2 separate regions of the Homo sapiens genome follow, and region 2 is linked to region 1. Evidence: chromatin loops called from intact Hi-C (ENCODE). Cell type or tissue: heart right ventricle. All regions are shown on one strand. Links, peaks and the distances in the headings refer to the core of each region. The heading gives the core; the rest is flanking DNA.

Region 1 (8,108 bases), core at 1,187-6,186:
AGAGTTTGTGTGATGATATTTGCACCTTCTGAAGTTGTTGGGAATGCTTCTACCCACCTGGAGAAAGTACAGACAAAGACTAGAAGATAGTGGAGCCATTTATGGGGCAGCATGTGAATAAGTCTACCTACCAATCCTGCCCGGGTACCTTGCCCTGGGCTTGGTGGGTAGGAAAAGGCAGTGGCCAGAGGGAACCCTGGGGTGACATTGAGTGGCAGATAGAGCAGGACTGGGTGACCTCTCGAACACGGCTGGAAAGATGAGGACAAATGAGGATAGGGCAGAGACGTTGCAGGACAGGTTTGTACCCGACGAGGACAAATGAGGATAGGGCAGAGACGTTGCAGGACAGGTTTGTACCCGACATGGAAAGAGTTGTGGAGGCTTTGGAGGACAGGGATTGTTTGAGAGTGAGGACAGCGAAGCGCACTTCCTTGACATACCGTGGTCCTTGTTTTTGAAGGTTTTGGGCTTGGCAGTCCTCCTTTTCTTCTGGGGAGTAAAGAGGAGAGAACGAGGACAGGGAAAGAAACTGGCCTTGCACGGGTTGTAGGGCCATTTGTTTGGCTACTCTATCTGCTAAAGCATTTCTGGCCAATATAGGATTGTCTGGGGTTTGGTGGCCCCTGCAGTGAATGATGGCAAGTTTCTGCGGGAGCCTGGCAACCTGAAGGAGCTTGCTGATGAGAGCATTCATGACAGGGGTGTTGTTTGCAGTTAGGAAACCCCCTTCTTTCCAGATGGACAAGTGTGAGTGCACTACGTGGAACACATAATGAGAATCTGAATACATGTCCAGCTGCTCGAGTGAGAGCTCAAGTGAGGACGATGAGTTCAGCCTTTTGGGAGGTGGTTCCTAGGGGGACCAGATTAGCTTCAATAGTGTGGGTGGGTGACACTATAGCATAGCCAGCATGTTGGCATCCTTGATGTAGGAAGGAGCTGCCATCTACAAACCAAGTAAAGGAGGCATCTGGAAGGGGTTGGTCTGTTAGGTGTGGAAAAGGTAAGAAAAGTTTGAACAGTGTCCACACAGAAGTGTGCAGGGTCTTGGGAGGTAGTGGCTTCAGGTAAGAGTGTGGCCGGGTTTAGACAGGAGCTGGTTAGCACGGTGATTTGGGGGGTTTCTATGAATAAAGCATACAGTTGGAGGAGCCGTGGGGCAGAGATGAGACTTAGTACGCTGCGGTGAGCTAGCATGTCTTTGATGCTATGGGCTGACTAAACTGTTAGGTTGGCATCAAGAGATAGTTTTAGGCTTTCAAGGGTGAGGACAGCAGCTGCCACCAGTGCTTGGAAGCAAGCAGCCCATCCGAGAACTGTGGTTTCGAGCTGTTTAGAGAGGTAGGCAACAACCTGGAGGGCGGGTCCCTTAGACTGGGTTAGAACACGTAGTGCGACTCCATGCCGTTCGTCAGGATAGAGGGAGAAAGGTTTGGTGAGGTCTGGGAGGGTGAGGATGGGGACTGGGGTGACAGACTTCTGGAGTAGGCAGAAAGGTTGGGTAATAGGCTGTGCAGGGTTTAAAGGCTCATGGAGAGGGCCTTTAGCAGCTTGGTATAACAGTTTGGCTAGTAGAGCGAAGGAGGGAACCCAGAGCCTGAAATATCCCGCTAGTCCTAGAAAAGAGAGAATTTCTTGCTTAGTTTGCGGAGGCGGGAGGGACTGGAAGAGGGATATGTGGTCTGTTATGAGCCCTTGGGTTCATGGGGTAAGAGCTAGGCCTAGATAGATGACTGAGGGGGTGCATGTTTGCGCTTTTTTAGGGGATACCTGATACCCCCACTCTGCCAGAAGTTTAAAAGAGAGATAGTATGGGCATTGCAGTCTTTTTGAGAGGGGCTACCCAGGAGCAGATCATCAAGGAGAGTGGACGGTTTTAGGGATAAGGTACAGAGGTCATGATCAAGGGCCTGTCCAAAAAGGTGGGTGCTGTCTCTAAAACCTTGAGGTAGTAGGCACCAGTGAGCTGATGTGAAAGGCGGGTGCTGTCTCTAAAACCTTGAGGTAGTAGGCACCAGTGAGCTGATGTGAAAGGTGGGTGTTGGGGTCTTCCCACATAACAACAAAGAGGTCTTGAGAATCAGGGTGCAAATGAACTGTGGAAAAAAGCATCCTTTAGGTCTAGGACAGAAAAATGGGTGGTATTGGAGGGAATTTTGGAAAGTAAAGTGTATGGGTTAGGGACTACTGGACATACTGGGAGTACAGTTTGGTTAATGAGCCTGAAGTCCTGGACTAAGTGGTAAGTTCCATCTGGCTTTTTAACAGGTAGAATTGGTGTGTTTAAAAGGGAGTTTGTTGGGCGGAGGAGGTGACTGGCGAGGAGGCGAGAAATGATAAGCTATAGGCCTACAAGAGCTGCTTAGGGGATTGGATACTGCTTCTGTGATAGGAACTGGGTGGGGATTTTAAGGGTAATGCAGAAGGGGGTGTGGTGTTTTGCAACTGAGGGTGTGGAAGTATCTCAAAACAGCGGGGTTAACCATGGATGGGGGATAAGGAAAGGTTGCATGTTTTAGGGTGGGAGGTTGCAGGAGTAGAAGAAAGTTAGAAGCCCTGGAGGGGTCTGGGTGGATGCGTTGGGTACTAGGGGAACGTGGGAGTGGAGAGTGGTGTGGAGTTTTGAAAGCATGGCTCTGCCTAGGAGTGGAGTTGGGCATGAGGGCAGGACTAAGAGTGAGTGAAGGAAGGCCGGGCGCGGTGGCTCAAGCCTGTAATCCCAGCACTTTGGGAGGCCGAGGTGGGTGGATCATGAGGTCAGGAGATCGAGACCATCCTGGATAACACGGTGAAACCCCGTCTCTACTAAAAATACAAAAATTTAGCTCGGCATAGTGGCGGGCGCCTGTAGTCCCAGCTACTCGGGAGGCTGAGGCAGGAGAATGGCGTGAACCCGGGAGGCGGAGCTTGCAGTGAGCGGAGATTGCGCCACTGCACTCCAGCCTGGGAGACAGAGCCAGACTCCGTCTCAAAAAAAAAAAAAAAAAAAAAAAAAAGTGAGTGAAGGAAAAGGCATGAAGGGAGCAGAAGGGTGGAGGGGGGCTCGGGATTTGGAGACCATCAGTTGTCCATCAATTCCCACAACAGAGACCTGGGAGGACTCGGTGAGTCCTGAAAAATTAGGTAAAGCAGAGTAGGTTGACTTGATATTAATTTTAAAAACATACTGGCCTACCTGCCATTATCAGGGTTACCCTTGGCTCAGATGAGGCAATGGTAGTTGCCGGGGTGTCCGTTCCAGGGCACTGTCAGTCTTCAGCGGCAAGGCCGATGAGATCGAGTAGGTTTTGGCCGGCTCAGGAAGGGATGGAGGCGGTCCTTGCAGGGGCCGCTCACAGTCCGACTTCCAGTGGGGTCCTCTGCAGAGGGGGCACGGCCTGGGGGGCTTACCTGGGTTTGGGCATTGCCTGGACCGGTGGCCTTCATTGCCACACTTGAAACAGACGCCAGGTGCAGGTGGCTTGCTAGGAGGCTCCCGTGTGGAGCTGCGGCCCCGTGGGCCTGCAGGGCCTCCCGATGGCGGAGGCAAGCATTCGAAACTCTGCCTGTTTTTGCCTTTCACTTTCTTCATCACAATTATTAAAGGCTTTGAGGGCTAAATTGAGAAGGTCTCGTTGTGGGGTTTGAGGGCCATCGTCAAGCTTCTGAAGCTTGAGCTGGATATCAGGGATGGGTTGGGAGATGAACCGAAGGCTTAAGATAGTGGTTCCTTCTGGGCTGGCTGGGTCTAGGTTGGTATATTTTCTCATGGCTTCCATTAAACAAGAGAGGAAAAAGGGCTGGGTTTTCGTCAGGACCTTGGGTGATTTCTAAAAGTTTTTCATAGTTTACCGCTTTATGGGCACACTTTTTGAGTCCTGCAAGGAGACACACAATCATGTGGTCTCGATGGCAGCATCCAAAGGCCCCATCTTGATAATCCCAGTGGGGGTCCTGGCTGGGGACTGCCTCTGTGCCAGCAGGCTGGGCGGCAGCTTGGTGATGAATTGTATCAGCATGTGCCTGAGCTAGGGTCCAGATACGGTCCCAGTCTTCTGGGGTGAGCGTGGAAGAGAGGATAACGTAGAGGTCATGCCAAGTTAGTTCATAAGACTGGGTGAGGTACTGAAACTCTCTAATATAAGAGGCAGGGTATTCTGGAAATAAACCGAGTCTTTTGTGAATTCAAGAGCGATCAGTGAGGGAGAAGGGAACATGAACTCTAATAAGATCTTCAGTTCCTGCTACTTCCCGAAGGGGGCATTCTAGCACAGACGCTGAAGTAAGGGTGGGGCATGGGCCAAAAGCAATGCCTGAATGAGTATAGGCGGGAAAGAAAGAAAAGCCGGAAGTGGTTCCTGCTGAGGGTTTGAAGGGGGAAGGAGGGTTGAGTTAATAGGCAGCAGAGGATAGATAGGAGCGGAAGGTGGCGGGGTGGGTTTACAGGCCTCAGGAGAGAGCGGTGGGGGAGGAGAATGGGTACAGGCAGTGCAAGAATTGTCCTGAGGAGAGGATGGTGTAGGAAAAGAAGTGGATACTCTTGGAGGCAGTGCTGGCTGGGAAGACAAAGAGGAGGCTTAGGGGGTTAAAGAAGACGGTTGAGAGGAAGAGGCAGGGGCTGGAAGGGGTGGACAGCAGTTGGCTGGATCCAACAAGGAAAAAGAGTTAGGGTCGGGAGGAGAACGGCGATCAGGGCGGCGAGAATGGAGGGGGAGGATTTGAACAGGTGAGCAAGAGCAGAGGCCAGGTTGTAATCTGAGTGTGAACAAGGCCTGGATATAAGGAATTTCTCCCCATTTTTCCAGCCGTCAGCAATAATTGCTTAAGTCAGTTAAAATTGTAAAGTCGTATGTTCCATTTGTGGCCCATTTGGACCCACTGTCCAATTTGTACTGTGGCCAGACTGAATTGCAAAAAAAGAACAAGGTGCTTAGAGGGATATCTCGCCTGAGGTCTAAGGTTTGCAGGTTTTTCATGAGGCAGCCTAGAGGGCTGTCCTTTGGAATGGAAGACTGGGAATTTTCCATAATGGAGGGTAGGCTCAGGAGAACGGGAAAAGCAGACCGTCCTGGACAGCCGGAGGGAGACGATAAAAGGAGCGTTTGTCACCGCTGCCTTTTTCATTCCCAGAATGGGATCAACTGGCTTAGAGTCCCCCTAAGACCAGATGATCAGCGAGTGCCTGGCACACACCTTAGCATTTTTTTTTTTTTTTGAGACAGAGTCTTGCTCTGTTACCCAGGCTAGAGTGCAGTGGCGCGATCTCTGCTCACTGCAACCTCCACCTCCCGGGTTCAAGCGATCCTCCTGCCTCAGCCTCCCGAGTAGCTGGGATTACAGGGGCCTGCCACTGTGCCCAGCTAATTTTTGTATTTTTAGTAGAGACGGAGTTTCACCATGTTGACCAGGCTGGTCTCGAACTCCTGATCTCGTGAATCCAACGGCCTTGGCCTCCCAAAGTGCTGGGATTACGGGCGTGAACCACCACGCCCGGCCATGCCATAGCCTTCTTGGACCCATGTTGGATTTTGGGGCTGGAGAAACCAAGAGAGGCCGTGCGGATTTTTCCCTGTTAACCGGGCTCCCAGGAAACTTACCAGTAGGCGAGATCAGTGACCGATGTGCATGCACAGAGAGGCGACTAGAGGCTGAGGAGCTTCCTTTGTCCGGCTGCTGTGGCCTGCTTTCCCAGATGGAGGGGTGGTAGGTCCACTGGGGACGTGGACGGAAGCCCCTCGCAGGTTTCAGGGCCAGCCCCAAGGCTCTTGCATTGGTTGGAACCCGGAGAGCGCGCCAACAGACAACACGAGGCGGTGTGGAGCAACACACTGTTTTAATAAGCACCTGGATGCAGACAGACTGAGGCCTAGAATGGCATCAGCCCCAAGTGAGGAGGGGGCAGGGCTTTTATAGTTCTCTGTAAACAGGAATTGTCCCAGCCTGACGTGACTGCTATGTAGTACGCGGACGGCCTCCCCCTTGATCTTCAGAGAGTATGTGTCTTCCAGCCAGCTCTTTTCCTGCCTCTGCTATCTTGCTGCTGGTGCAAGTTTGAGCGTTGGGACTGGGCCTGAGGAGGAGGAGTTACTCATTCCCTCAAGCTTTCAGGCCCCTGGGAGAATCTTTCAATCAGGACTTCCTGAGGCGGTGTCACAGGTCCCTGCCCAACCTTGGCAAAATAAACTTTCTAAATTAACAAGAGACCTGTCTCAGCCGGGCACGGTGGCTCACACCTGTAATCCCAGCACTTTGGGAGGCCCAGGCGGGCAGATCACGAGGTCAGGAGATCGAGACCGTCCTGGCTAACACGGTGAAACCCCGTCTCTACTAAAAATACAAAAAATTAGCCGGGCATGGTTGCAGGCGCCTGTAGTCCCAGCTACTTGGGAGGCTGAGCCAGGAGAATGGCCTGAACCCGGGAGGCAGAGCTTGCAGTGAGCGGAGATCGCGCCACCGCACTCCAGCCTGGACGACAGAGCGAGCCTCCATCTCAAAAAAAAAAACCTGTCTCAGATTTTCCACATCCGCACCCAAAATGGCATCAAACTCCTGGCCTCAAGTAACCCATCTGCCTCGGCCTCCCAAAGCGCTGGGATTACAGGCGTGAGCCATTGTGCCTGGCCTCAAGTGGGATTTTTTTTTTTAATTCTGAGACAGAGTCTAACTCTATTGCCCAGGCTGGACTGCAGTGGTGCCATCTTGGCTCAGTGCAACCTCCATCTCCCGGGTTCAAGCGATTGTCCTGCCTCAGCCTCCTGAGTACCTGGGATTACATGTGCACGCCATCACGCCCAGCTAATTTTTTTTTTTTTTTTTTTTTTTTTTTTTTTGGTAGAGATGGGGTTTAGCCATGTTGGCCAGGCTGGTCTCAAACTCCTGACCTCAAATGACCTCAAATGACCTCAAATGATCTGGCCTGCCTTGGCCTCCCAAAGAGCTGAAATTATAGGCATGAGCCATCCGCACCTGCCCACAAGTGGGTTTTTTGTTTTTTGTTTCTTGGTTTTTTTTTTTTTTTTTTTTTTTGAGACGGAGTCTCGCTCTGTCGCCCAGGCTGGAGTGCAGTGGCGCGATCTCGGCTCACTGCAAGCTCCGCCTCCCGGGTTCCCGCCATTCTCCTGCCTCAGCCTCCCGAGTAGCTGGGACTACAGGCACCCGCCACCACGCCCGGCTAATTTTTTTGTATTTTTAGTAGAGACGGGGTTTCACTGTGTTAGCCAGGAGGGTCTCAATTTCCTGACCTCGTGATCCGCCCGCCTCTCCTGCCGAAGTGCTGGGATTACAGGCGTGAGTCACCGCGCCCGGCCAACAAGTGGATTTTTAAAGGAAAAAAGAGGCAGTTGCTAAATTCCTCGCCAACAATTTACATTAAAATACATAAGCGATTTATTGGCTTGTTCTTTGTATCACAAATTCCACAAATTTAGAAACGTGATTGTAATGAGTGAAGCAGGTATTCAGGGACTACATGGCTAAACAATTGCGCTGGGCATGGGTGGAGGGCACGAGTGAAGTCCCGAGCTCAGGTCTCTCTGTGCAAGCCTAGCAGAGCACAGAACGCTCTGGGCTATCTTTTCACCTAGGGAATACTGTGGGCGGGACAAATCTGGGGTTATAGACAAGCTGGGGACGGCTGTGCCTCGCTGGGGGACTGACACAGGCAGCCAGTGTGTGAGCCCAAAGCTTCCAAGACACCTCTCAGCCAATGTGGAAAGTTTATTTTGCCGAGTTTACAGACGCGCCTGTGACAGCCTCAGGAGGACCCGAGGGCGTGTGCCCAAGGTGGTCGGGCACAGCTTGCTTTCATACACTTCAGGGAGACATGAGACATCAATCAGTATGTGTGAGGCCGGCCGTGGTGGCTCACGCCTGTAACCCCAGCACTTTGGGAGGCCGAGGCGGGCCGATCACCTGAGGTCCGGAGTTTGAGACCAGCCTGGCCAACATGGTGAAACCCCATCTCTACTAAAAACAAAAAATTAGCCGGGCGTGGTGGTGGGTGCCTGCAGTCCCAGCTACTCGGGAGGCCGAGGCAGGAGAATGGCTTGAACCCGGGAGGTGGAGGTTGCGGTGAGCGGAGATCGCGCCACTGCACTCCAGCCTGGGTGACAGGGTGAGACTCCATC
Region 2 (8,108 bases), core at 1,567-6,566, 81 kb after region 1:
AGTTTTCAAAAGAAGGAGGTTTAATGGAGTTACAGTTCCACATGGCTGGGGAAGCCTCACAATCATGGCGGAAGGCAAGGAAAAGCAAATTATGTCTTACATGGATGGCAGCAGGCAAAGAGAGGAGAGCATGTACAGGGGAATTCCTCTTTTTAAAACCATCAGATCTCATGTGAGACTTATTCACTATCAGGAGAACAACATGGGAAAGACTTGCCCCCATGATTCAATTACCTCCCACTGGGTCCCTCCCACAACACGTGGGAATTCAAGATGAGATTTGGGTGGGGACACAGCTAAACCATATCACACCTGTAATCCAGCACTTTGGGAGGCTGAGGCAGGAGAATTGCTTGAGCCCAGGAATTCAAGACCAGCCTGAGCAATATAGCAAGACTTCATCTCTACAAAAAATTTAAAAAGCCAGCATGGTGGTGTGGGCCTGTAGTTCCTGCTGTTTAGGGGGCTGTGGTGGGAGCATCTCTTGAGTTCAGGAAGTCGGGGCCCCAGTGAGCTATGATTGCAACATTGCAGTCCAGCCTAGGTGACAGAACAAGAACCTGTCTCTAAAAAAGGGAGAAAAAAAGAAAGCTTGGAGAATGGACTGGAAGAGGGAAGACTAGAGGCTCATACAACCAGGTAGGAGCCTCCTACCACCATTGAGGTGTGAGGTGATGGCGCTGAATTAGAGCCACTGCACTGGGGTGCAGGGGAGCAGATGGAAGTGAAATTGGAGGGAAAGCAGAGATTTGGAGGAGAGCCAGGTTATGGTCAAGGCGGAGTCCTGTTAGGAGAGGTTCAGTGACACGTTTGCAGATGTGTAGGGTCTCTGCAGAACAGTTGTCTTGGGGAAGAGTTCCTGAAGTGTTTTCCTCATATTTTAATTGCACATATTCCATTTCATGGGTGGCCGTTATCCGTTATACCAGGCTGCTGTTGAAAGCGGTTTCCAGCCTTTTCTGTTACCAGTGGCTCCCATGCCGTGTTGCAAGGGTGTACCTGTGTTGATAGGATTCCCCCGGGCTGTGAGATTGCTCAGTCACAGCCTTCTCCCTGCAGGCTCTCCTGCTCATTGGCAGCACCCTCAGCCCCACTCTTCCTTGGCACTCAGCCTCCTCTTCCTTGGCACTCAGCTGTCCTTGCCGTGGCTGGCACTCCCACATCCTTGGTCCTCCTTCTCCACGAGGCTTTGGGGGCACCACCTGGTTCTTTTGCTGTCCCATGGCAGTTCTTCATCCTGTGCTGTGTCCTCCTGTCTCCCTGAGCTCCAGACTGTCTTCTAGCACAGGCTGTTCTCTCTCTTCCTGAATGGTCTCATAAAGTCTTAAGGCTTTAAACACATTAAATATCTAAAAATAAAGTTGGCCGGGCTCAGTGGCTCATGGCTATAATCCCAGCACTTTGGGAGGCTGAGGCGGGCGGATCACAAGGTCAGGAGATCGAGACCGTCCTGGCTAACATGGTGAAACCCCGTCTCTACTGAAAAGACAAAAAATTAGCCGGACGTAGTCGCAGGCGCCTGTAGTCCCAGCTACTCGGGAGGCTGAGGCAGGAGAATGGTGTGAACCTGGGAGATGGAGCTTGCAAGTGAGCTGAGATCGCGCCACTGCACTCCAGCCTGGGTGACAGAGCAAGACTCCGTCTCAAATAAATAAATAAATAAATAAATAAAAATAAAAATAAAGTTTTAGCCACCCACCCTGGCAGATTTATTTTTAGTATTGTAGGCACAGGGTCTTGCTATGTTGCCCAGGCTGATCTTGAACTCCTGAACTCAAGTGGTCCTTCCACATCAGCTCTCAGAGTGCTGAGATTACAGGCATGAACCGCCGTGTCCAGTTAGACGTGTCTTTTTGGAGGACACAGTTACCCTCTACATGTACTAACTATACTTTGATGGTGGCCAAATCTGCGTTTCTAGGCCAGACTCCCTTGCTCAGAGTTTTAATGGGGGTGTCTGAGAAGCATCTCAAACTTAAAATGTCCCAACATGCCCTCCCCTCCCAGGCCACAGAAGCTGCTCCCATTGACTGTGGCCCCACTCTTGTACCCATTGACCGTACCTCCTCTCTTGTACTCATTGACTGTGCCCCCTCCCTTGTATCCACAACTTTGCCCCCTCCCTTTTACCCCATTGACTGTGCCTCCTGTGCCCTTTGACTGCACCCCCTTAGTGGCTCCAGAATGACGCTGTTGAGGGTGAGTCCCAGCTCAGCCTCTGGCCATCGTGGTGGCTGAGGCCACATTGCTCAGGCTTCTAAGGTGTAAGTGGCATCACAGCAGTGCCTCCCACGGATTTTGTGAGGGCAGATTGCACTAAGATGGCTCAATGTGCTCAAGAGGCGACCTGGCTGCTGCCACGGCTGCTGCTGTTCTCACTGGACTCCTTGTTCCTTTTTCTTTCATTTGTTTGTTTTTGGAGATGGAGTCTCGCTCTGTCACCCAGGCTGGAGTGCAGTGGCACGATCTTGGCTCACTGCAACCTCTGCCTCCTGGGTTCAAGCGATTCTGCTGCCTCAGCCTCCTGAGTAGCTGGGACTATAGGCGCATGCCACCATGCCCGGCTAATTTTTGTATTTTTAGTAGAGACAGGGTTTCACTATGTTGGCCAGGCTGGTCCCAAACTCCTGACCTTGTGATCCACCCGCCTGCACCTCCCAAAGTGCTGTGATTACAGGCGTGAGCCACTGCCCGGCTCCTTGTTCCTTTGAACTGTCTCGCTCAGGACAGGACGGTAGTCCTTCTGCATCCTGCAAGACTTGGACAGGATTTCTTTCCATTTAACACTGTCTCCTAAAGTGCTGCTTTCCTTGGGGAACTTTGCTGTTCTTGCTAGTCCAGAACAAGTGGCACAACTGCCCTTGACCTCCACATGACCTTCTCAGGGCAGCCCAGACTCTAAATGTCTGTGACCTGCACCAGCAGCAGCAAGGCCATGCCGGCCGTGGTCCAGCCCGGCTGCTCTCCCCCACTCTGCAGTGTTTTTCCACACCCATGCTGCAGGTGCTGGTTGCGTTCCTGCTCCATCCTTCAGTGCGGAAGTGGCATTTTGCGGTTTTCTGTTGTCATGAAGCAAGTGCGCCACACTTGCCTGTCTTATGTGCGTGTGTATATGAGCATGCCCATCTCAGTCTCCCTGAGCGCCTCTTTTCCACCCGTCTCAGGCCTCTGTGTTAGCTGTTCCCTCTCTCTGAAACACCAAACTCCCTGATCTCAGCCTGTCTCTCCAGTCTCGACGTAACAGCATCTTCCCAGCGAGGCCTGCTCTGACCACACGGCCCGGGAAAGCAGCCCAGGCCCCCTCTCACTTCACCCTGTGCCCATTCTTGACCCTGTGTATTGTGTCTCTCCCTTGCCTGGTTTGTGTCAGGAAGGCAGAGGCCCTGCCTGTCCTGCTCACTGCCGCACCCCAGGCCCAGCATGCTGCCTGGCATGGGCAGGCATTGACTTGATATTAGCTGGGCAATGAATGACAGTGACTGAAAATGTAATAGCAAGTCAGGGCCTAGCACAGGAAAATAAGTGATTGCTATGTAAGTGAAGGGTTGCTAAGTAGGATTTGGGTCATAACATACTGTTAAGGATAATTTTTTTGTTCTCTACATGTAAAAATATGTATTTTTAAAAATTGGATGTCATGGGCTGGGTGTGGTGGCTCATGCCTGTAATCCCAGCACTTTGGGAGGCCGAGGCGGGTGGATCTCCTGAGGTCGGGAGTTCGAGACCAGCCTGACCAACATGGAGAAACCCCGTCTCTACTAAAAACACAAAATTATCCAGGCATGGTGGCACATGACTGTAATCCCAGCTACTAGGGAGGCTGAGGCAGGAGAAACACTTGAACCTGGGAGGCGGAGGTTGAGGTGAGCCGAGATCGCGCCATTGCACTCCAGCCTGGGCAACAAGAGTGAAACTCGGTCTCAAAAAAAAAAAATTTGATGTTATGGAATGAGGGAGACAAAAAATGCTCTACAACTATTAACTGATGCTTTTCTGGTTTTGTTCTCCAGACACCATTCGCTTTTCACCCAAGATGATTTGATGTCTTATAAAACTCTGATGAACCATGATGGCTACACAGACATTAAGTATAGACAGCTATCAAGATGGGCAACAGGTGAGCTTGAACTTGATTCTGCATTCTAATTACAAATCAACCTGGCACTCAAGCATGAACATTGCTTTGTATACTTGCAATTCAATTGCCATGAGGTTGCATGCTCAGTGTTAGTGTATTATGCATTTATTGTACATTCGTGTTCAGAAAAAAAGCCATAGAATAATACTATTTCGTTAACTGATACCAAGATTGCCAGGAATCTTGACTTCCCTAAGTCATATGACAGTTTCTTGGGAATTTACCTTTTTAATGTCAGTGTTAATTAGCACTGTTACTTTGAAAGAAAACCCGGTTGATTTTCATGATGACAGATTCCCATGTTGACTGGTGGCTCTTCTGAGTGTCTAACTGGATCAGCTTTTGAATGGGAATCTTGTAGCCTCGTCTCCCCAGTTGTAGGCATGAGAGGGGCTGTCCCAGTAATGAATTTGCAGGGGCCCCAGTGCTCTATCTTTGTACCTTGCTCGTGCTTGGATGGTTGTGCCATACACGGGCAGCTCTCCATTGCCCTCCCACCATAGATGAGACTTTGTTCTCCTGGAAGCTGTGGTGTTTTGTGCTTTTGAGTATCTGAGTGTTTTGTGTTCTGTGACCTGAATGAATTGAGGAGCAGGTGGATCGAGACTTGGCTGAGGCCCTTGTGGTCTTTCTTGGCTTGCGATCTTGTTAAACACGGTGTTCTGAACCCACTGGCATTTGGCTCATCATCCCACTGACTCTGGAGCCAGTGAAGGGATTTGGCCCTGCCCTTTACTTTCCTGCCCAGCAGGCAGGGGCAGTGCAGTACACCCCCCTCGGCTCTCCTCCCCACCTCGAGGACTTCGGTGGCAAGGATCAGGCTCCGGAAAACTCACTGGAGCCATGCTGGTGAGGTCTGAGGAGGGGTTAGGAGCTGAGGCGCTGGGTCCCCCTTTCCCTGGTGGTTAGTTTTACCAACCAGTCCTTGTTCAGTTCCTGTGGCAGAGATTTTTGTTGTTGGTGGTGGTGGTGTTAGTGTTTTTTTTTCTCTGTATAGCAATTAAAGGAGGGAGATTCTGTGATGTAGTCAGCCTGCTTCCTTAGCCTAGAAGTCCTTAGTCCTTTGGTATTTCCAATTGACTTTTTTTTTTTTTTCTAAAATGCAAATCTAATAATGTCCCGCCTGAGCTCTCCAGTGGCTCCCTGTGGATTCCTGTGGGTTTCATGCAAAGACTGAGCTGCTCTGTGGCCCGAATCGTCTGGCCCCTCTGGACCCCAGGACGCCCCCAACATCTCTGCCTGGCATATCTTGGGCACCTCTCTGCCTGCCCTGGAGCACCGGTCCTCACTGTTCCCATCACTCTTCTCCCTCCTGCCTGCCAGGTCTTTGCTCCGACCCCACTGCTGCCTCCTGTGCACCAAGGCACGGTGACCACCTCCAACACAGCCTGGTTGCTACCAGCCACCTCCTCCCAGGCAGCTGTGCCAGGTGCAGATGACACCTGGAGCACTGCCCTTTTCATACCCGAGTGTTTCCAAGGGCCTCGGAAGTGTTTAATCAGCATTATTTTAAATAAACATTGAAATATATCTACAGCGTAGACCTATCATAATTATTTTGCCATTTTTCCAAGGTTGAACATTTAGGTTTCTCTCTTTTCACAATCATTTTTTTTTCAAATACTGAAATGAATCTTTTAAGGCTTCTTATTTTTTATTATTTATTTATTTACTTATTTATTTATTTTGAGACAGAGTCTTGCTCTGTTGCCCCGGCTGGAGTGCAGTGGTGTGATCTCAGCTCACTGCAACCTCCGTCTCCCAGGTTCAAGCAATTCTCCTGTCTCAGCCTCCTGAGTACCTGGGATTACAGGTGTGTGCCACCACGCCCAGCTAATTTTTTTGTATTTTTAGTAGAGACAGGGTTTCACCATGTTGGCCAGGCTGATCTTGAACCCCTGACCTCAGGTGATCCGCCCACCTTGGCCTCCCAAAGTGCTGGGATCACAGGCATAAGCCACTGTGCCTGGCCTTTTTAAGGCTTTTTATACATGCTGGCAGATTGCCTTACACAAATACTGTGTCCACTTAGGCTTTATTGCTTTTATTTTTTTTTTTTAAGAGAAACATAAACAGTTTTCCTAATATGTTGTACCATTTAAAGGCAGCAGAATAGAAGTCATCTTATTGCAAAAACAAGACATTGGAGGGAAGAGAGCACAGGGCTGGAGGATGTGAGAGGCGTCCTGTGCGGGTGGGCGTTCATGGCTGGCCCCCAGTCTGTCTGGACAGTGGGGATGGCCCCGCTCCCATGAGGTCTCCCCGCCCCCGCTGCCCCAAGCTGCTTCCTCAAGGGGCAGAAGCATGGCCAAATCCACCGCGGGAGAAATGGCCCGTCCTGGTCCTGAGGAAGCTGAGGTCAGGACAGTCTAATCTGCTGCTCATGGATAACTAGAAGTTTACTTTCACGAAATTTTGTTTTTGTAAACTGATTTTTTTTAACGATTTAAATGTTTTTTACCTAAATGACAAAGGCATTGCTTGTTTAAAGCAGTTTAAATGATAGTATCTTTTAAGGCTTTAAGTAAACACAGCTGGCCTTTTCCTTTCTGAATGCAGTGACATTTTTATGGCTATGTATTGCTGAGGTTTGAGGGTAGATATGGGAGAAGTTCAACCTTGTCCCAAATATGTAGCGTATGGGTTAGGTTGTGTCTGTGACATGGTAAGAAGACCTTGGACTATTTGTCTATGCTTCTCTGACTGTAGTATTGCTACACGTGAGGAGATATAGCAATAGACGGAGGAGTAGATTGCACGTGTGCCGTTCTCTTCATTAGGCCATCGCCAGTGTTATTTTAAAATCATGAGCATTTCACAGACATTGGTTATCTCAGTTCTTAAGCAGTTTGGAAATTTTACCTTTATTTTAAAGCACATTAAATTCAAAGCTGTTTTGTTGGTAGCATTCTTTACATATGATTGCAGTCATACTGCTGTCTGGCAATTCCCCACTCCAACTGCATTCCTGTTGGAGCATGGAATACCTCGTAGTAGTTTGTGTTTGCTAATAAGAATTATCTTCCTCCTTTTACAGATGCAAGTAGTAACAGAGTTAAAGACAGAACAAGATCCAAACTGCTCTGAACCCGATGCAGAAGGAGTGAGCCCTCCCCCTGTGGAGTCTCAGACCCCGATGGATGTGGACAAGCAGGCCATTTATAGGTAGTGCCCGGGGTGCCGGCTGTGGGGGCCTCAGAGGAGTGAGGAGTGTCCACAAGTTTGTTAAAAGGAACACCAGAACTAGTAGCGAGGCAGAGTTGTGAGGTGCCATTATGATGTGATAACTGCTCGGCTGAAAATTTTCTCAGATTAAGATGTTATTTCTGGCCAGGTGTGGTGGCTCATGCCTGTAATCCTAGCACTTTGGGAGGCTGAGGCGGGCGGATCACTTGAGGTTAAGAGTTTGAGACCAGCCTGGCCAACATGGTGAAACTCCATCTCTACTAAAAATACAAAAATTAGCCAGACATGGTGGCACATGTCTGTAATCCCAGCTACTTGGGAGGCTGAGGCAGGAGAATCACTTGAACCGGGGAGGCGGAGGTTGCATTGAGCTGATATCGCACCACTGCACTCCAGCCTGGGCAACGAGAGCAAAACTCTGTCACACACACACACACACACACACACACACACACACAAAGATGTTATTTCTAATACCTATAAAAGTTTTAGAATATCAATCTATAAATTTTGTGTAACCTTGCAAAAAGAAATATTCAGGCACAGATGATTTTACTGAGAATTCTACCCAACATATAAAGAAGAAGAGAGCAGCAAGTCTGCATAGTCTCTTTCAGGAAGTAGAGGAGGAGTGAATGCTTCCCAACTCACTTTATAATTGACATCACTCTGACACTAAGACCAAAGACAATACCAAATAAGGAAAATACAGGCCAATATCCTTCATGAACTTAGATGTAAAAATCATCAATAAAATATTAACAAATCAATTCTAGCAATATGT

Evidence for each region. A loop is a pair of places that touch in the nucleus more often than their neighbours do. Peaks named below come from ENCODE experiments on the same cell type or tissue, not always from the same donor. Only the 100,000 strongest peaks of a DNase experiment are listed, where the experiment ranks them.
Region 2: it touches region 1 in a loop (2.6-fold over the local background); 5 of 110 quality-filtered maps call a loop at or near these places.

What each region holds. Positions count from the first base shown.
Region 1 is chr21:42,919,767-42,927,874 of GRCh38, forward strand. It overlaps ERVH48-1 (endogenous retrovirus group 48 member 1, envelope), which reads right to left and starts at 5,864. Exons shown (of 2, transcript NM_001308491.2): 1 at 5,580-5,864. RefSeq lists enhancers at 5,999-6,520, 6,521-7,042. In heart right ventricle, for the core only: a CTCF peak has its summit at 4,239; a DNase peak (open chromatin) is centred at 4,325; H3K4me3 peaks cover 537 bases.
Region 2 is chr21:43,000,316-43,008,423 of GRCh38, forward strand. PKNOX1 (PBX/knotted 1 homeobox 1) reads left to right here. Exons shown (of 11, transcript NM_004571.5): 2 at 4,011-4,117; 3 at 7,176-7,303. The coding sequence starts at 4,067. Among named protein-coding and RNA genes, the nearest start is that of PKNOX1, 30 kb to the left of the region's middle. In heart right ventricle, for the core only: no CTCF peak of the experiment used is centred there; no DNase peak of the experiment used is centred there.